2 separate regions of the Homo sapiens genome follow, and region 1 is linked to region 2. A link is a loop called in an ENCODE intact Hi-C map of the cell type or tissue named here. Cell type or tissue: psoas muscle. All regions are shown on one strand. Links, peaks and the distances in the headings refer to the core of each region. The heading gives the core; the rest is flanking DNA. Region 1 has its middle 470 kb from the start of PBX1. Region 2 overlaps PBX1 (PBX homeobox 1).

The links. Hi-C counts contacts between places; a loop is a spot of excess contacts. Peaks named below come from ENCODE experiments on the same cell type or tissue, not always from the same donor. Only the 100,000 strongest peaks of a DNase experiment are listed, where the experiment ranks them.
Region 1: it touches region 2 in a loop (10-fold over the local background); 3 of 110 quality-filtered maps call a loop at or near these places.

Annotation. Positions count from the first base shown.
Region 1 is chr1:164,081,982-164,093,395 of GRCh38, forward strand. No RefSeq gene overlaps it. Among named protein-coding and RNA genes, the nearest start is that of PBX1, 470 kb to the right of the region's middle. In psoas muscle, for the core only: no CTCF peak of the experiment used is centred there; no DNase peak of the experiment used is centred there.
Region 2 is chr1:164,611,924-164,621,373 of GRCh38, forward strand. All of the region lies in intron 2 of PBX1 (PBX homeobox 1), which reads left to right. Among named protein-coding and RNA genes, the nearest start is that of PBX1, 57 kb to the left of the region's middle. RefSeq lists enhancers at 1-58, 1-203, 59-600, 601-1,140. In psoas muscle, for the core only: a CTCF peak has its summit at 6,093 (motif pointing left); no DNase peak of the experiment used is centred there; H3K27ac peaks cover 512 bases.

The DNA.
Region 1 (11,414 bases), core at 4,132-6,631, 530 kb before region 2:
TTGCTAATAGCCAGGCCCCTCAGGAATAAAAATTTGGATCACCCCACCAGAGAACAAATCCTGAACCTCTGAGGTTCTTTGCCTCAGCAAAGAAGGTAGTTATAAATACAAGCTGCAACTGCATTGCAAAATGAGGACAGTAACAGTTATGCATATTTTCTCTTCTCATATGAATTATGTTTGCACATATATTAACCAAATATTTTCAGCATTTTCCCTTTTTTAACAAACATAAAATGTTTTAATAGTAGTTTTTTTTTCAGTATTTAAGTTACAGCATCTTAAAGAAGAGCCAGTGTTACTCAAGGACTTGATATCTTTTTCTAAGGAAAAGGTTAGTGAGTTTTGAATTGCATGCAAGATACTCGCGTTATATTAAGAAGATGCGTAATTTTGTTGCTACCTTTATTTGGACATTAAGTATGGTTAAAGAGAGGTGTTCTGTGGGTGCCAATTTGACAAGGGGAGGACTATGATGGCTTTTTGATGTGTTATCTTGTTGAGGCTATAGTTGCGGATTAGTCAATCAATCTACTTACTCCTGTAAAGAGATTTTGGAGAAGTGATGAAAATTCCTAATTGGTGGACTTTGAGATTCTCCCAAGTGAAGCTGACTTAATCATTTGGAAGCCCTTAAAAGTAGAGAACGAACCATGAGATTGAGGCTTTTCCAAGAGATAAGAAATCCTCACTGTTAGACAAAAATTTTAGCCTGTGTCCCCGAAATTCTAATCTGCTTCTGCTCTTCATTTCCTGATGGACCGTTCTATAGGCTTGAGTCTCGCTTAGCCAGCCACTGCAATTGCTTAAGCCAATTCCTTGTTTTATATGTACATATTCTGCTTCTCTGGTTTAACTCTGGTACAGTAGGCATGTTTTCTTATTTCCTACAACGGTTGCTTGAGGATATACTCAAACTGGATGTTATTCCAAATTGGATATATCCAATATATCCAGTTAGGATAATATCTCAAAGTTCTCTTCTGTTACATGGTTGGTTTTTAGGGGAAGTTTCATCAGTTGAAATATTTTTATTCTCTCTTTTTTTTTTTCCTTATAGCAATTCTCTGTGGTTAGTCTGATTGTTCCTATTCCTAAGCACTTGTATGCTGAGGTTCCTAGTTCATGAGCAGCTTCCCTGTCAATACAGTGAAATGTAATTTCTTTAATTGCTGGCTTCTTGTTGTTGTTGGAGAGACAGTGTGTTAGCATATCTAATAAATCATGTTTCTATAAATAGGGTTGCCAGGTAAAACACAAATATTTCATCAAAGTATATTAATACTAAAACTTACTGTTTATCAAAAATTCAAAATTAACTGGATGCTTTGCATTTTTATTTGCTAAATTTGACAACTCTACCATGAACATTCTTGGACCTTGATCCTAATGCACATGTGATATAGTTTCTTGTAGGCTTTCTCAACTGGAATTCCTCATATGCACCACAGAACACAGAAAATGATGGAAATTGTTATTTTTCCAATTTCCCCAATGATGGTACATAACTAGTATCATTCTAAATGCATAGAAAAATTAATTGGTTATGTTTGCTGGTGCCTTAAGGAATGTAGGCTTAATTCTTAGGAGAATCTTCATGTTAAAACATTGTTGCAGAATGAAATTTCCAAGACATAGACTATGAGGATGTTCATTAGAATGGAACCTACATGAAGGCATATTTTTTTTCCTATTTTTTTAATTTATATTCACAAGTAACTAGAATAGTACCTAATATAAGATAGAGGTTCAATTATTATTTTAAAATAAATTTTAAAGATAATACAAATAGTTTCCTGATATATGTTAAATGATTTGTACTATCATCCAAAGTGTATAAGAATTCTCACTTGTCCACATTCTTGTCTTCACGTGGCAATCTACTGAAAAGATGGTCCTTTCTTGACTGTTACAAAGCACTAATTTTGTCATAAGTCAACTTTGATATGTGTGTTGTTTTATATCTGGGCTTTTCCAGTTACATTGGTCTATTTGTCAAAATCTTATTAATATAATATAAATGATGACTTTTTCTGCCTGCTTGATTTTGGTAAATTTAGAAGTCCACTGTTAATTTTATGTACTCATTTTATATCCAGCCAGCTTAATAAACTCTTTTATTGATTCCCACAATTTATTTGTAGATTATTTTAAACTTGCTGTGGCATATCATTTGTAAAGACTAAAACTTTAGTTTTTATTAAAAGCTTACTAAAAACTTTAATCTTTACTAAAACTTTCCTCTTTATTTCAAATGTTTATATGTTTTATGTGTTAATTCTTGTCTTATTTTGCTGGCTAGAAACTCTAGTAAAATATTGACCTATATTTGATTTCTGAAATTTTAGAGTAGACTTCTAATGCTCCAACCTTAAAAATGAAGTCATTTTTATTGAGTTTTTTAAAAACACCCTTTACTAGGTTAAGAAAGTTTACTTCTACACCTAGGATGTTATGTCTTTTACTTTGTTCTAATTTTTTTCATAAATGTTTGCTAGATTTTTAAATTGCCACCTTTGGTCTTTTAATCAATTAATTCGGTGAAGTATATTTTTAGACATTCTCATTTAATATTGTTCCTAGGGTAAGCACACTGAATAATGTGGATTTGTCTTCTTTATTTTTATACACTTCTGAATTGAATGTAATCATATTTTGTTTAAGATTTTCAGATCTATTTTCCAAGTATTCAGTTTTGCACCTATTTTCATGATAAGACTGACCCTATAATTTTCCAATCTTTTGCTTTTTTAACTGGTTTTTATTTCAGGGTTATCTGGTCTCATGAAATGACTTTTGGTGTGTTCTCTTTTTTTTTTTTCAGCCTCTGAAGATAATTTTTGCATAAATCAGAAATTACCCACTCCTTGACAATTTGGTGAAACTCTTGTAGAAATAGTTTTCATTAATCACTAATGCCAGAGGTTTATATTATGATTTGTTTCCATCTGTATTATGTATGTTTTTTATTTCATTGATTTCTGAACTTAACTTTATTGTATCCTTTATTCTATTTTCATTGGCTATATTCTGCATTATTTTCCTAACCTCTTAAGACTGAGCACATTCATTTTCTGCCATCTTTCTTCGTAAGTATTGAAGTTTACATATGTAATTTGAAGTGCCACTTCTATTTTATTCTATAATTTTTGCATATGTAGTGTTTTTATTATTTAGTTTTTGTAATTTAATTTATAATATGATTTATTCTTTGACCTAAAAGTTAATTAGAAATGTTTTGCAATTTCCAAACATAGGAGCGTTTAACTTGCCTTTTTTGTTATTCATTTCTAACTTAATTGCGTTGTTGTCAGAGACTGTGATTCTTACGGCTAATTCTTTTATATTTGTCAAAATTTGCCTTACGGCCTAATACCTAGTTAACTATTTTACATATTTCGTACGCGTTTAAGGAGACTATGTCTTTTGCATCTATTACATGTGAGATTTTAGATATGCCCATGAAATCAAGTTTACTAATGTTATTGTCTAAATATTCAATTATGCTATATTTAAATATTCAACTATTCTTATCTGATTTATCTCACTGTCATTAAAAAGCAGTGTATTAAAAGCTCCAACACTGATTGTGAACTAGTCAACTTCTCCTTATTGTTTCATCAATTTTTTACCTTACGTATTTTGAGGTTATTTTATTAAATACGTTCAAGTTAGGTGTATTTTCAGGTGAGCTGAATCTTTTATTTAATGTAATGTAGCAACTGTCTTTATTTTTAATAACTCTATTCATCTTGTATATTGTTAATACACCCTCCAAATTATTTTTGGTTTGTATTTAATTGGCATATATTTTTCTATTATTTTATTTTATTTATTGTTTCTTATGTTTTAAATGTATATCTAGAAAGAAGACTATATCTAGACTTTCTCTTAAATCAGTTTTGAAATGCTCTGTCTTAAATGCAATTTTGATTATTTGTACATAACATGATTATGAAAATATTTTGTCCTTATTCAATTATTTTACTTTATTTCTTATTTATCACATATTTCTTCTCCCATCTTATCTGTTTTGAAGTAAACTTGATACCCTGAATAAAGCATCCCTAGAAACAATTAAAATGCTTAGTAATATGCAAATTATGTCTTTTTAAAAAATGCATCACTTTCTAACTCAATATAATTTTTTTAAATGCATCACTGAATTAATAATGAAGTTAAAAAAAAAAAAATTACTAGAGGTAAAAAATAAAATAGAATCCAGAGAAGAAAACAGAGAAACAAACTGTCTTTTACATTGAGAAAATTTATCAAATTGGATGGACTTCAATTTTAGTTATCAGGCCATGGAAGCACACACAAGGGCTACACAGAACCCCAACTGAGCATCTACCCCATTTGGGAAGTCTAAAAGGAACTTGAACTTTCCACACCACATAAAACTAAGACTCTAATGTTCTATGCCCTCAGTATAAGTTAAACAATAAACAAACCTACCCAGGAGACTATTTATAAAATTGTCCATCTTGAACTTGAGCCCTGAACAAAGGAAACAAAATATTCTCTGAATATTGGTAACCACAAGCTAGCCTTCATGCAGATATGAAGCTTGAATTTCTACTCCCTAAGTATTTTGAAAAATCTCAAACTTACAATCTAGTTTAAAATTTCACACAGGATTATTCTAGTGCTTGCTCTTTGTCACTGCTCATAGCTCATTGTAGTTTTAACTCACTGTGTTTCAAAACAACTATGCTTGTTTTGGCCTTTAGGGGTTACATTTATTTGCATTAGCCTCAAGAAATGCATCAAAAAGTCTTTTTGTTGTAATATATTTAGGATTGAGATGCAATGTCATTGGAGGGCCCTTAAATGTACCATACCAAAATGTTCTGAACCCTTCTCTGAAGTGGTTGCCTTTTCTTTCATTTCCCAAACAGCAATAATCTGAGAACTCATACCATGTGGCTGCAAGAAGTCCAGTCCTTTACTGTTTTTCTTTCCCTGATATCTCTGGGCATCTGTGAGGAAGAATTTCATGTTACACAGACTCAGTCTGATTTTCATCCATAACCTCATAGGACAGATTGGCACCTAACTGGTGCTCAGCTCCTGCAATCACAGCCTCTCATTGCATAATGAGTTGCTGTTGCTCTTCACATTCTGTTTTACCCAAAATGATAACATAATTCTGCTTTCTAACTTCCCAAAGTTTTTTAACATCTATAAAAAGTAAAAACTTGACTGAAGCTTAGGGCAACAGAGGAATTAAAGTTCAGAAAAACAAAAACAAAAACAATGAAAATACAATAACAAAAAACTTAATCTGAAATACGACTGTAAATATGGTCCCCTATAAGGAAATCTATTCTTGATACCCAACAGAAAGGAAAAATCTCAATCTTCTTCTTACTCCAATCAAGGGCTAGGCTTCCCACCAGGATATTTTGCAGGAATGCAGCTCCACCTACAGTGAAGATAATTGTCCACCATTTATGAGAAAGTTTTAGCCCAGATCCTTACCATTCTGGAATAGTATCACAGTTTCACCTTTGCATATCCAAATCACATAAAGACATTATTAACACTTATCAAAACACAAGAGAATAATTACTTTCAGAGAAGTCAAATCTCTCCCCTACAAAAATGGAAGAATTGCCACCAACTTTGAAATTCAAGTTTATTCTTTCTAGCCAAAAGCTTTCAAAAAAATGGCAAGCTCCTGTCCTAACTAGACAACTCATTATTTTGTTACAATGTTTGTCTCCCCCAAACAAAACCCTTCAACTTCTTCAAAGGCAAAAATATTGTGTTATTTCCCTTTTTGTTTCTAGTAACAGACAAAATGCCTAGTACACGTTCATGCTCAATAACCCTTTGTTAAGTGCATGAATCAGCGAATGACTACGTAAACCCCTTTCCATTAAATATTTGGAGAGGTTCAGTATAAGAAACAATATTTCATTTTTACAAAACGTCTTCCAGGAAGTGAGGAGAGAGAGAGAGAGAGAAAGGAAATTCGTGAATGTATGTATGTCCTCCTTATGGGAACAACAGGTTTGAATACTGATGAAGTGGAACCTCAGAGCCACTGTGTGCATTGAACTGGAGTGAGACAGAAAAATACAGCAGACTCGTAACCAAACAGAAAGTGCCCCATCCTGTTGATGCAGCATATATTCTGAGCCCAACCAGTAAGTAGCAGACATTGACATGAATGAATATGGTTAAAAGCAAATGAACAGTCATCATAGATGTTTCTCTCCCTGACTCGGTGACTGCAGGCTTTCAGATGCACCCAGCAACAAGGGAAGGGGGCATCTGCATAAAATATTCTGAGCAGAGCATGGGGAGCTGGTTCCAGACTAGATAAACAATTTGACAAACACCCAGGAAGAATGTCTCTAACCTTCATAAAACTGAAAGGACAGGCAAGAAATGAGATGGACGACACTGTCATGGAAATTACAGTCTCAGCGATTTGGAGACAGTTCATTCTGCAGAGGAGCTGGCACACTGGAGGAGGGATAAACAGGAAGTTTAAAATCTGTCTGAAATGGCACGGCATATTTTTCTTGGGGTATGGTATCAAATGAGACTAAAGTTCTCTCCAGAAAATAATATCACCTAAAGTTCAACTCATCTTTTGAACAACTTAGACTATTGACAGGAATTATTTAAGCAATTGCAAATGTCACTTCTTAAAAATCATGAGACTAAATAGAGTATAGGGAAAGAAATTGCTCAGAGGAGAAGAAACATTGGTCTATTAGTAAACTGGAAAATATATAAATCATGACAGAGTACATCTACATGTGAAGTCCTTTTGTACTTAGAGCCCTATCCTAGGCACTCTGAATAAAGGAAAACTAAGCGGCTTATTCTTACCCTTGAAGGGTCTAGTTAGGAGACAGACACATGGGTATACATGAATCAACAAATGCATACTGATTTCTTATGAGCTGAATGCACAGTTCAGGAGTGATCTAAATATATAAGTGTTAAGCAAGAAGAGCTTCCCAAAAAGTGCAAGTTGTATAGTATGATTTGAGGGGAATTTTTGAAAAGTATATTAAGCAATTGATATTTTAATCTTGAGAAATAAATTTGACTATATATTATACACATACACGGACACCCCGTATATATGATGAAATTTCTACCTCAAGGCAAGTTTTTAACTTTCTGTTTAAAGGCAATTTTCTCACGTCATAGAATTACATTGTGATGGTTAATTTTATGTGTCAAATTGACTGGGCCTCAGTATGCCCAGATAAGTGGTTAAACATTATTTCTGGGTGTGTCTGTGAGGGTGTTTCCAGAAGAAATTAACATGTAAATTGGTGGATTGACTAAAGTTAATGAGGTGGGCTCTATCCAATTCTTTGAGGGCTTAAATAAAACAAAAAGGCAGAGGAAGGTTGAATTAATTCTGCCTTTTGAGCTGGGACATCCATTTTCTCCTGCCCTAGGTACTCCTGGTTCTCAGGCCTTCAGACCCAGACTGGAGTCTATGCCACTGACTCTCCAGCTCTCAGGCCTTGGAACTATACCACTGGGTCTCCAGCTTACAGATGGCAGATCATGGGAACCTCTCAACCTCCGTAATGATGTAAGCCAATACATTGGTTCTATTGGTTCTGTTTCTCTGAAGAACTCCGACTAATCCATAACATATTATTTAAGCCTTAGAAACCAGGTAGGTCTAGCATTTCCTAAAGTGTTCAATGAAACTCTGTTAAAAGATGGTCAAAAATAAATAAATAAATAAAACTATAATCCAGATTTTGTGAAACGTTTTTTATTCTGTTTCCTTCCAGGACTTCTAAAAGCACATCAGCTTATTAAAGGTTTTGAGAACTCTTTCAGCAAAGAAATCTATTTAATTTGTTTAACCCAGAATTTCTAATCTTATTTTACAGAGCACTTTTTAGTTTTTAGGAAGTCTGTAAACATCTTAAAAAATCCAATAAACAATTTTGGAACCATGAATCTAGTTCAGCTTCTCAATTTACACGAAAAAGAAGTGGAGCTAAGCTACTTGCCCATGGTTACCAGCTGGTTAATGCCAAAGTAAAGCCCAGCATGCTGTTGTCCAATAGAACTGATAAGTCCTACTCATGACTTCTGCGTTATAATTGTATTGAAATTCAAACACTTGAGTTTACATTTTTGTTAAAATTAATGGCCTTAAGCCTGACCATGGGGTCTTCATAAAGGGTAAAAACTAAAAGAAAGTGATACCTGGCTCAATAGAATAACGAATTTTCAAAGGGAGCTTGCTAGAAAACAGTGTCTCCTTAGATAGTCAATTTTCCTTCCCCAGAGGTCTTTAAGAGGAGATAGGATAATGACTTGTGCGCAGGATTGAAGGGGAAATTTGCAAATCAGTTAAGAGGTGATAAACTCTAAAGTGCTTTTTGCTTTGAGTTTGTTATTCTGTTAATAGCTTGATATGGTTAGGTTAATTATAGTAGGACTGGGCAGCAAGGAATCTGGGGTCTGAAACCACCACAACCCAGTTGGTCAGACAAGTGCCATGGAAAAAGACCTAGTTGCAAGTGCTTGAAGGAAACATAGCCTCAAAGCAGGTCATGATGGTCACAGAACTGGGCATGAGACTGCAGGCATTAGTTCAGGCATGCACTTACATGGCAGGTGGGCAGATGAAGCCAGGGACTCAGACAGCAGGCAAATACTTAGCATCAGAAAGTATCTCAGCAGATGGTAGAATCACTAACATAGGGATGGGGTCCATAGGCAGCCCTCTATTAATAATGTTATGCAATGCATTCTATGCAGATCAGCTGGTTCTGAGTAGATGGTTTTTTATTTCCTATCCTAGAATCGGATAGTCTAGGAAAGGTGGAATGAGTTTGGTATAATCCCTTATATATTTAGGGAAAAGCCACAGTATGCTTATCAAATAAAAAAAATAGGAATATGGTAGGAGCTTAGTTGATAAAACTAGACCAAGAAATCTGCAACAGAATGACAATAAGAGTGGTATGTTACTGAGTCAGTTTCCCTCTGCCCATTCCAAAAAGTGGTTCTAAAGACCATGTTGGGGCTGAGCCTACAGGTAGAAGTCAAGTGCCTTCAGCTCCAGGAAGAAGAAAACTGCAGAAGCTGAGCTCAATAGCTGCTTCCCTCCCCAAAATGCATCTCATCAAAAAAATATATATATATATTGGAAGCAACGTCCTTAATTACTTTAGTATCTTTCTGTCAACAACTTATGAGGCAGACACAGCGAACTTAGAAAGTAATAAGATTATGTTCAAGGGGATGTGTTATGTTAGCCTGAGGGTTGATAGTCTTAATTTTCATGTAGTGAAGAAAGGATATGGGAGAGGAGATGAGAAGGTGGCCAAAAGCAGTAGAGAAATATTTCTGTGACCCATCATTACAGCATTGTGTCATCCTGAGAGAGACAGTGTTGCTTTCTTTAAAATATTAAGAGTCAGACCTAGGAAATCATGCTATAATTGAGAAAGAGTATAGTATATTGGCTAAGAACACAAATTCTGCACTAAGTACTCCTCTTTCACATCTTGGATTTATCATTTACCAACATGTGGCTTTAGGTAAGTTACTTGACCTCTCTGTAATTCACATCCTTCATCTATAAAACTGAGGATGATAATAGCAGGTATTAATAAAGTTGTATGATATATGTATTTATATGGATATGCTTATTTGTCCAACAAGGTAAAATTCATGATATCAGGCAACTCTACACAAAATCATCTAAAAAATTAAAGAGAGAGGATACATCCCCAGCATTACCCTGATACCAAAACAACTTGAAGACATTACAAAATAGAACAATAGATCAATATCCCTCAAGAACATAGATGCAAGCATTTTAAATACAATTTTAGCAAATCAACCCCAACAATATGAAGATAATACATCATCACCAAATGAGATTTGGTGATGATGTTTCTTATCATGTTTATTAGTCTGTTTTCATGCTGCTAATAAAGCCATAACCAAGACTGGGTAATTTACAAAGGAAAGAAGTTTAATGGACTCACAGTTCCACATGGCTAGTGAGGCCTCACGATTATGGCAGAAGACAGAGAGAGAGTAAAGGGATGTCTTGCATGGCAGCAGGCAAGAGAGCTTGTATAGGGGAGCTCCCATATATAAAACCATCGAATCTCATAAGACTTATTTGCTACCATAAGAACAGTATGGGGGAAACTGCCCCCATGATTCAGTTATCTCCACCTGGCCCTGCCCTTGAAATGTAGGGATTATTACAATTCAAGGTGAGATTTGGGTGAGGACACAGCCAAACCATATAATTTTTCCTTTGTCCTCTCTCAAATCTCATGTCCTCACATTTCAAAACAATCATGCCTTCTCAGCAGTCCCCCAAAGTCTTATTTCAGCACCAACTCAAAAATCTACAGTCTAAAGTGTCATCTGAGACAAGGCAAGTTCCTTCCACCTATGAGCCTGTAAAATCAAAAGCAAGTTAGTTATTTCCTAGATACAATGAGGGTATAGGTATTGGGTAAACACACCCATTCCAAATGGGAGAAATTGGCCAAAATGAAAGGCTAAGGTGCCATGCAAGTCTGAAATTCAGAAAGGCAGCCAAATCTTAAAGCTTTAAAATGATCTCCTTTGACTCCATGTCTCACATCCAGGTCATGCTGATGCAAGAAGTGGGTTCCCATAGTCTTGGGCAACTCTGCCCCTGTTGCTTTGCAGGGTACAGCCTCCCTCCCAGTTGCTTTCACAGGCTGGCATTGAATGTCTGCAGATTTTCCAGGCACATGGTGCAAACCGTCAGTGGATCTACCATTCTGGGGTCTGGAGAATGGTAGCCTTCTTCTCACAGCTCCACTAGGTGGCGCCACAGTAGGGACTCTGTGTGGAGGCCTCAACCACACATTTTCCTTCTGCACTGCCCTAGCAGAGGTTCTCCATGAGGTCTCCACTCCTGCAGCAGACTTTTGCCTGGACATCCAGGCATGTGCATACATTCCTAAAATCTAGGTGGAGATTCCAGAAACCTCAATTCTTGACTTCTGTGCATCCACAGACCCCACACCAGATGGAAGCTGCCAAGGCTTGGGACTTGAACCCTCTGAAGCAACGGGCTGAGCTCTACATTGGCCCCTTTTAGCCATAGCTGGGACACAGGGCACCAAGTCCTGAGACTGCATAAAGCAGCAAGACCCAGGGCCCAGACCGTGAAAACATTTTTTCCTCCCAGGCCTCTGGGCTTGTCACAGAAGGGGCTGCTGTAAAGGCTTCTGAAGTGTTCTGGAGACATGTTTCCCATTGTCTTGGCAATTAACATTTGGCTCCTCATTACTTATGCAAAATTTCTGCAGCCAGCTTGAATTTCTCCCTAGAAAATGGATTTTTCTTTTCTATCACATTGTCAGCTGCAAATTTTCCAAACTTTTATGCTTTGCTCCCTCTTGAATGCT
Region 2 (9,450 bases), core at 4,711-7,210:
CCCAGGGCCGGTGTTTTGATAGTGTCAGGTTACACCCCAGCCTCCCCTTGGCCCATTTATAAACCTGACACAGGCAACATGATGTAATGTTATTTTTCAGGATCTCAATGAGGAAATTTTTTGCCCCAGGTCAGAAGAATGCTAGTTGATTTTTGCTGAAATGAACCATGGCACAGTATAATATATGGGCTCCTAGTTCAAGAAGGTGGAGGCGGGGCTAGGGTGGTGTATTGCACTGAAGTTGGTAGGTTGTAATAAAGCTTTTTCTGCTTGGACCTTCCACCTCTGGGCGCCTCAGCCAACCTATCATTGTTGAGAAACACCCTTGTAGAAGCAGGCTTGGGAGCTGCCCCTTTTAATGCAATTTTGCATTGTTCTGGTGCCATAGTCTTGATTTCAAATGCGTCGCCATTGAGCAGCTGCAACGGTTGAGACTAATCTAGAAAGTGACCACAGAAAGGAAAGGGGGATGGGGGGACTTCTATGTGACCAAGTTTGTCTTCTAGGCTAGCGTTTAGCCACCTCTCGTAGCTCTGGTTTCTCTGGCTCTGCTCGAGCAGTGCTGCTGGACTTGGTGGCGGGAATAGAAAGGGAAACTGGCTATGGCTTCCTTTTACTTCCTGCCTCTTCCTCCTTCCCTCACCCCATGATATCTGTACCTAAAAAATGTCAGAAAAGTCCCATTTTTGTATTTACATTTTTTTTTTGTGAATGAAAAGAGACAAAAGATTCTAGACTGGAAAGGTGCCTGGCACTCAGCTGGAGCACTGCCCTAGGCGGAGGAAGAGATGCAGAATATGATGGGGCTCCCACCTCTGTTCCCGTCTTCCTGGTCCCTCTCCCCTTCTGGAGGTGACTGAGTTGCTGGTGTCTCATGAGATGTGATAAAGCATCCTGGTTAAGAGCACTGGAGATAGTATCCAGCTTGGCTTTCCATCCTGTTATGAATTGGCAGATTAACCTTGGACAAGTGATTTGAACTCTGCCTCAGTTCTTAATCTGTTGAGTATGAAGAAAAATAGACCTACCTCCCAGGGTTATTGGGCAGTTTAAATGAGTTAATGTATACAAAGTATTTACATCAGTGTGTGGCACCCAGGGATCACTGTATGAGAATTTCCTGAACAACAACAACAAAAAAACCCTTCTAGAAATATTTTTACAAATTATGAATGTATTTTCCTAATTTTGAAAATACAACTAGTAGAATACCATGAATACTGTTCTGCACCTTGCTTTTATTTATTTATGTATTTAGCTTGTTTCTTAGCAATGTCAAGCCTTATGTTCCAATTTGTGAGCTATAGTGTTTTGTTACCATCCCTGTAAGACAAAGCATCTAAAGTAATCACCTAGGTATGCATACGGAAAACCTTTCTGGACTGTCAGGGAAAGCATTTTATCCCAACTGCCCTGAACTTGTCACTCTTCTCTGAGCAGGTCACACCCCTTGCTGACTCAGCCTTTGTACTGTGTTCTCTGCCTTGAATTCATTCTCTCTTCTCCACGCTACCTGGCAAACTGTTTTTCCTCCTTCAGGAATCAGCTGAAGTATCAGGATTGCCGTAAAGCTATTCCTAACTTTCTCCAGGCTCTCCTGTGAGCCCCCCTAGCATTGTGTGTCTGTCTGTGAGCCAGCCTTGGCACACAGTGTTGCGGTTATGATCTGTGTATATGTGCACGTGGGGGCCCAGAGCTCTCCCACGCTGAACACCAGCAATTAGTACAGTGTCTGTTACATAGTCATGCTCCATGTTTTTAACAAATAAACAATAAGTACTTTTTGGTGACAACATCAGTTTCCTTGTCTTCCTTCTCTTCTGGTGAGAGTGTCTTGAGGTAGAAACGAAGAAATCTGACTCCACCCTAGCACCTGACCAAACTCTTAGTCCCACTCCAAAGCATGCTCTAAGCTGGACTTTACCTGGGGGCTGCAGGTAGATTGCCCCTTCAGCTACTCTGTCTTCTCCTGGAACCTACAGTGGAGATCCCAGTATGCACCGAGAACCTTAGAAGACTTTCTGGCATGTACTTATTGCTTTGCTAGTAAAGCAGCACTTGAGCAGATCAACTCCATCAACTCCCAGGATGACCTTCCTCTGGTATTTCTGTGGGGTGTCTGTTGTTGGGGAAGCAGAAGCACAAAGCAGAAGAAACCAAGCACAGTTCCTTGCCCAGAATCACTCGGGAGGCAAAGTACAATTCCGTTCTTCCTTATGTTGGGACCTTCGGTGATTGGGTCCTCCTTGTGTGTGGAAGTACATGAAAGAAGGATAGACAAAATTAGAGCATGTTTTCGAGACCATTTGGTTCAGCCTCTCTGATTTTACAAATGAGGAGAGTGATGCAAAGTGTGGTTAAGTGACTATACCGAGGACACAGACCTACTTTATGACAGAGGCTTGGGAGCCAGATTTTAGGATGCCGGTAGTTCTAAAGTATCTAGCTGTGCTGCCGTCTGAATTTCTGGTTCACTCCATCAGGTCAGCCCATAGACACCTCCTTTTTCTTAGGTCGGACCTATCTTATTCGTTTCCTCTTTTGTTCTCTGCAGCTGCCACCCCCACTCCTACCTCCCCTATTCTCTATGTTGACATGTGACTTGGGGCACTTGCAACGTCCCTACCTAAAATTGATGTTTGCCACCTGGCTGCTGACTGGTGCGCTATGCTGCTTCACTCTGCCTGTTTCAACCCTGTGAAATATGGAAGCAGATCATAAAAAAATGGACTCCCACACATTTTGCAGATCTAAATTGGGCCTTAATATAATGTACTTGGTTATGACAAACAGGTTTTCTAGGGCATGACCGGCAGCTTAGGCTGGCTTCCCTGGTCATGTCAGTTGAATTCTTTTTTTCTTTTTTTGAGTTGGGAGTCTCACTCTGCCGCCCAGGCTATAGTGCAGTGGCATGATCTTGGCTTACCACAGCCTCCACCTCCTGGGTTCAAGCGATTCTCTTGCCTCAGCCTCCTGAGTAGCTGGGACTACAGGAGCCTGTCACCACGCCTGGCTAATTTTTTGTGTTTTTAATAGAGTCAGGGTTTCACCATGTTGACCAGGCTGGTCTTGAACTCCTGACCTCAGGTGATCTGCCCACTTCGGCCTCCCAAAGTGCTGAGATTACAGGTGTGATTCACTGTGCCTGGCCTCAGTTGAACTCTTTAAGATTATTCAACTCTTTCCTTAATTCTTAGGTAGTCAGGATTCTTCAAAACTTTATGTTTCTCTGGGAGTCAAAGGAAGTTTATGGACACAATTTCTCCATATAGTAGCTTATTTCTGAAAATAAGAAAAATGAGTAAGTTGGACCTCATTTCTTTTTCTAACAATGTGTGGGTTACCCTGGTCTTGTTGACCAGTTTATTTCCATTTCTACTTGTTGAAATAACCTTTCAAATAACCACAAGGAATTTTTAAATAACTAAGTCACTATCTTTTTCTCTAGGTTCAATTTTCTAGCACTGATAGATATAAAAGAAAGTAATAATAACATTCTTTTTTTTAGAATAATTTTTTTTTTCTTTTCAGGCAAGTAACTATTTGTTCAGGTGTAATATTCCTGATTTTATACTGTGGTGATTCCCTATAGATGACAACTGCTCAAACTCTAGCCTTCTAAATGTTAGGTACCAAATTGACCTTTTTGTAATCAATTTGTTTTTATCTAGCTTTATTAACAGCCAGCCGCCGCACCGTTGATTGGATCGACGAGGTGGTGATGTGAAACAATCGCTAAACGTGGCCAAAGTAACCAGACTGACTTTTGTGTGGTTTTTGTTTTCTGGACAAGGATTCTGTTAGTTAGAACAGCATTTAATTGTGCCCACCACAACTAAATAAAACCCACGAGACAGTTACAAATGAACTGTCACAAGAGGGGAGGAGTGAAGTAGAAGGAGCCAGAGGGAGAGCCTACAGGCCTTCTGTGAATGACCACAAACCCTCTCGACTTTGGGATTTGGCCTCCCTGGGTTGGATATGCCTGGAAGGGTCGCAGAGGTTAAGAGCCAGGAGTCTGGGGAGGCCAGGGTATTGTGTTTGGTTACAGAGGTGCCTTCCAGGTGATCACCATGGAAATGCCTTTCACTGGGGTCTCCAGAGATGAAAAATTCAGGATATGTCTATGTGAAATATGGTCTTGTAAACCATGGGATAGGGATGGGAAAAGTTGGCTTAGTCTCTCTCTCTCTCTCCACCTCTGGAGTGGCAGCTGTGTGACTCCCTGTAAACTTTCAAATGGTGGTTCTTCATGCCCGGGGATGATTCCGTGTGTCAACAAGTCTGGGCAGTCTTTGATGTAGCCACCAGCGTCTAGGCCAGGAGGCACACTGCTGCTGCCTGGTGCCCTCATGATCATTCTCTGTGCCTTCTGCTGCCCTCTCAGCCCCTGGGTCTCCCTCCCCAGGTCCTCCTTACTCCTGCTCCTGTGACGAGGGGTGGGAAGCTCCGTTTACTGATCTATATATTATTGTGTTGGTGGGAAACACTGGCTAGGCCAAATAATAATGTCTTGCAATTACTTAGCATTATCTTGGGTGTATCTCCCTTGAGAAATATATTCCTGGAAATATACCAGTAAAATGAGTTTCGGTTAGCTGAATCATATTTTATAGCCATTGAAGTTATTAATGTAGAAATTTTTCTCAAGGACAAAAACCTGACTGAGGCCATCTCAACCTCACTGAAATTTTCAGTGAAGGTTAAGAGGCATATTCTCTGATAAATACAAGGTAAGAACACTTCATGTGACAGAAAAAAAAATCCAAAATTGCATGTTCCCAATGCTAACTTCAGAGGGAGCTGCATTTTCTGAGATTATTCCGTCCTTTTACATGCAGTGATAATTACTAATATGTATTGATACTCATCATGTGCTAGGCATAGTGCTAAACCCATTGACATAGATCATTTCACATAATCCTCATAATAATCCTTTGAGAAATGGAATATGTTTATTCTGATTTACAGATTTTGAGACTGAGGTTCAAATAAGTTAAGTAATTTGCTCAAGGCCATACAGCTGTTAAATGGTAGAACTGGGACTTGAACCCACCTGGAGTCCAGATCCAGAGGTCATATTTTATTACCTCTTGACTATCTTTTTCCTGTTATAAAATAGTATAACTTCATCTTAAATATTATTTTAAAAACTCCTCAAATTTATATGCTAAAGCTCATTGGCCATGTGCTGGTGCCTTTAAATTTTTATCCCCCCTAGAGATTATAACTAAGACTAATGTCTGTGGCTACTCAACCCAGTTGGTTAGAGCTAATGGGACCAAGGTGACAAGGTTCAGCCCCCATTTGAGTCTGTTAGCTGGGCTGAGTTTCATGGCCACAGAATTAACCTTTCACCTTGGCCAGCTGCCTCACAAATGCATGTTGTTGATCAGAGAGAATAAGGAGGAGATTGTGGATAAAATGGCACAGACCGCTAGATCAGCCACCCAAGACTATGGATGGTGGTTCAGTAATGTTTTCTTTCCAATATGGGATCAGACATTATTGCCATGTATAGTAGTTTAAAACAGCATTTCTTGGTGTGCTCCTTGGAGCTGGTTATTTGTTTTAGTGTTTGTATGTGAGGAAGCGTTGTATTGCCAAGTAAGATTGGGAGTTAAAAGAGCTTTCTGAACTACAGGGCTTCCCCGAGGTTTAATATGTTAATGTGTGTTGTAAATCTCTCAGAGGGGTGTGTGTGGTGGAGTGGTTAGCATTTTCAGAATTTATTTGACCTGAGGACCTTTTCCCTGGACCAGGATTCTTAAAAACACACTTTAGAAAATTGTGTCTTAAAAATGTACTTGCTTTGTTCTGTTATTTTAAATCCCTATAGTAGTCTTTCCACATTGGGGATCAGTTACAGTTAAAAAAGACCAGTTTCCATATTCCACTAACTTCTACATGTGTGGATCTCCTTTCAGCAGGCTCTATCTTTACCTCCAAAGTGCTTCCGCATCTCTTGTCCCATTTTCTTTTTTTTGCCCTATATTTTAAACCAGGATTCTGTTGCTGGCCATAACACATACCCCAAATCAGTAACATCTCAGGGATTAGAACCCAGATCTCTGGCCCATTTTTCTTTCCAGCGGCCTATGCTGCCTCCCAGTGGACAGAGCATTTGCAAAGAGCAGAGATCATAATGCTTAATTCTTTTCTAGAAAGCGTTTGCCTGGTGTCTGTGAGCATTTCTCTGGCCTGCCATTGCTCTTGAATTATAAGGTGGCATTGTCGTAACTCTGTAAGCAAGACTGAACAACTCTCCTCCTCCCCGCCTCCCCACCACCAAAATTAAGTGCATTATTAGCAAACACTTAAAAGTTCGGAGAGGAGATTCTAAGTTGACTTACCCCAGGGAGAATAATCACGGCGGGGGGGGGGGGGCACTCAAGATGATCAGCACTAGCCCAGCCTTCTCCCAGGCTGGGGTAAGGGTTTCCTGGGGAGTGCTGAAGTGCACTTGAACCTTGTCAATGACTGTCTCCTACTCCGTTGCTCACTTGCTCTTGTCTCGGTTTAATTTTGCACAGCTCCAGTGGAAATTTCAGTGATCTGATAATTTGGAAAATAAATGAAAGAGTGGAAGATAAATTTTTATTTTCCTTTTCTCAAAAAAATTACACCCAAGTGAATAATCTTTATGCTCTATTTCTCAGTAATATTTAGATGCTACTCCTGAAGAATAGCAGAGCTGCCAAAATCAGTAGGGTTTTTTTACCAAGCTCTGCTTCAGTAATCCTATCACTTGCCTGAAGAATTCATTATAACGAAATAAACACATTAGGAACTCCTTGGTCTTTTACATCTCTAATATTTATGAAGTACTGAGGCTCTGAGCCAGCCAATAAGGAAGCTGGCAATTCACAGCAATCAGTTTAATAGGCATTGGTTGATTTGGATTGCAAAATATAGGTGCCCTGATTAGCCCTCTATATGGACTTGCGTTGTTCTTCAGCCATTCAAAAGCTACCTAATTATGAATATTGAAGTATAATGTTCTGGCTTTTAACATAAGGCACTTACCTTTTAATTGGCCATCAGCTTTGTTTTTAGCGCTTATGTACCTCCACTGGGATTCAAATGAAATGGGGAGATAATCAACCAGTAAGCAGAGAAAAGGGTAAAATGATCAGGGATAATTAAGTGGCAGCAGGGAAATTTAGGGTTAGACAACAGGGAGAGAAACAAAAGAAGGAAACTCACAGGAAACCAGCTCTCTGCCACACTGCCAGGCACACCCCTTTTGAAACCACCTTTGATTCCCTCTTTAGCTTACAGGTGGGACACATATAGACTTTGTGGCTGACATCTATCAGCTTGAGCACAAACTTGATTCCTCCCTGCGCCTAAACTCAGAGCCAGGCAGAGGGTGGGGCATTGGATCTTCACTGCACAAACTTGGCAGAGGAAAAAAGACCATTAAGTGAAGGCTAATTGGAATCTGCCCCAAACTGCACTTTGTTGGAGCTATTTACAATATCTTTCAAGCAGCTGACTTACTTACTGGGTTATTCAGTGAAGGGGCAGTGAGTGAGGGGATCGGTGGGGAGTGCTCAAGGAGAGGAAAATGACCTATACAAGGCAGTGGGTGCTTTCTTACACCTTTGAAAAATTAACTCCTACACCATCTTAGTCCTTGGTACAAAGCCTAAGTACTCGCCTTGACCACAGGGAGCAGTTCACCTCCCTTGGGTCATGTGTCCCTTTATTTTCTGAGGAAATTTATGGTCTAGTTCCAGAAAATTAGCCTAGATACACACATTTTTTTTTTCCCCATGGAATTTCAGGAAGCTGAGGAACTCCTGAAAGACCATCCATGGATCTTCTAGTTTTTTCAGGTTAAAAAAAATCCTGTTTTTAGATCCAGAAGTAGGGCTGGAAGCAATTTTTATACATAATTGTGGAGAGTGAAGTGGAGAAAGCCTAGGAAAAATAATGAGTTTGCCTTTTAAATATTTCTTTGGAGGCCAGGCGCCGTGGCCCATGCCTGTAATCCCAGCACTTTGGGAGGCCGAGGTGGGAGGATCACTTGAGCCTAGGAGTTTGAGACCAGCCTAAGCATTTGAGACCAGCCTGGTCAACATAGTGAGACCCTGTTTCTACAAAAAATTAAAGAATTAGCCAGGCGTGGTAGCACACATCTGTAGTCCTAGCTACTCAGGAGGCTGAGGTGGGAGGATCACTTGAGCCCAGGGAGGTCAAGGCTGCAGTGAGCCATGATTGGACCTGGCAGCAGAGTGAGATCCTATCAAAAAACCAGCAAAACCAGCAAATCTTTATAGAAAAACATGAACTTCTTTTAAAAAATTTGTATTAAGGTACTTTAAAAACACCATTTGTATTTGAAGATCCAAAATAGCACATCTGTTTTACTTATTCAAGCAGATTTCATAAGGCATTATTTTGAGGCTATATTTTGTTAGTGTAATTCTAGCTAATTCTAATTTTTATATGCATTGAAACATGATAAAATTATGCATCTTTAAAAATAGCCCTTTTTGCAGTTTAGGCTTAAGGAAGTTCATATGCGTGCATGTGCATTTGTGAGTATGTGGGTGTGTGTGTGCAATCTTTTTTCTTTTTTGTTCCACCTCACCACCCTGTGACATGAAATAGGGACTTGTCTATAACCATATTCTCGTGGCCTAAAATCAGGTCTGGTGCTGAGTAGGTTGCTGAATACATGATTAATTTTGTAACTGTTGACTTCAGGTTTTGAGAGGAAAGTCAAAGAAATGTTTTCCCCTATATTCTTTTCTTTTCTTTTTTTTTTTGTGATGGAGTCTTGCTCTGTCACCCAGGCTGGAGTGCAGTGGTGCGATCTCGCCTCACTGCAACCTCTGCCTCCCGGGCTTAAGCGATTTTCCTGCTTCAGCCTCCCGAGTAGCTGGGATTACAGGCACCTGCTGCCACGCCAAGCTAATTTTTATATTTTGATTAGAAACAGGGTTTCACTGTGTTGGCCAGGCTGGTCTTGAACTCCTGACCTCAGGTGATCCACCCACCTCAGCCTCCCAAAGTGCTGGGGTTACAGGCGTGAGCCACTGCGCCCGGCATTAAAAAAAAATTAATTAATTTTTTGAGATGGAGTCTTGCTCTGTTGCCAAGCTGGAGTGCAGTGGCACAGTCTTGGCTCACTGCAACCTCCGCCTCCCGGATTCAAGCGATTCTCCTGCCTCAGCCTCTGGAGTAGCTGGGACTACAGGCGCGTGACACCATGCCCAGCTAATTTTTGTATTTTTAGTAGAGACGGGGTTTCGCTATGTTGGCCTGGATGGTCTCGATCTCTTGACCTTGTGATCCGCCTGCCTCAGCCTCCCAAAGTGCTGGAATTACAGGCATGAGCCACCGCGCCCTTCCTCCCCTATTTTCTTAACAGTCTTCCTTCTCTTTCTGTCTGTCTGTATTTGTATTTTGCCTTCCTTTTCTTTTATCCCCAACGGGGGC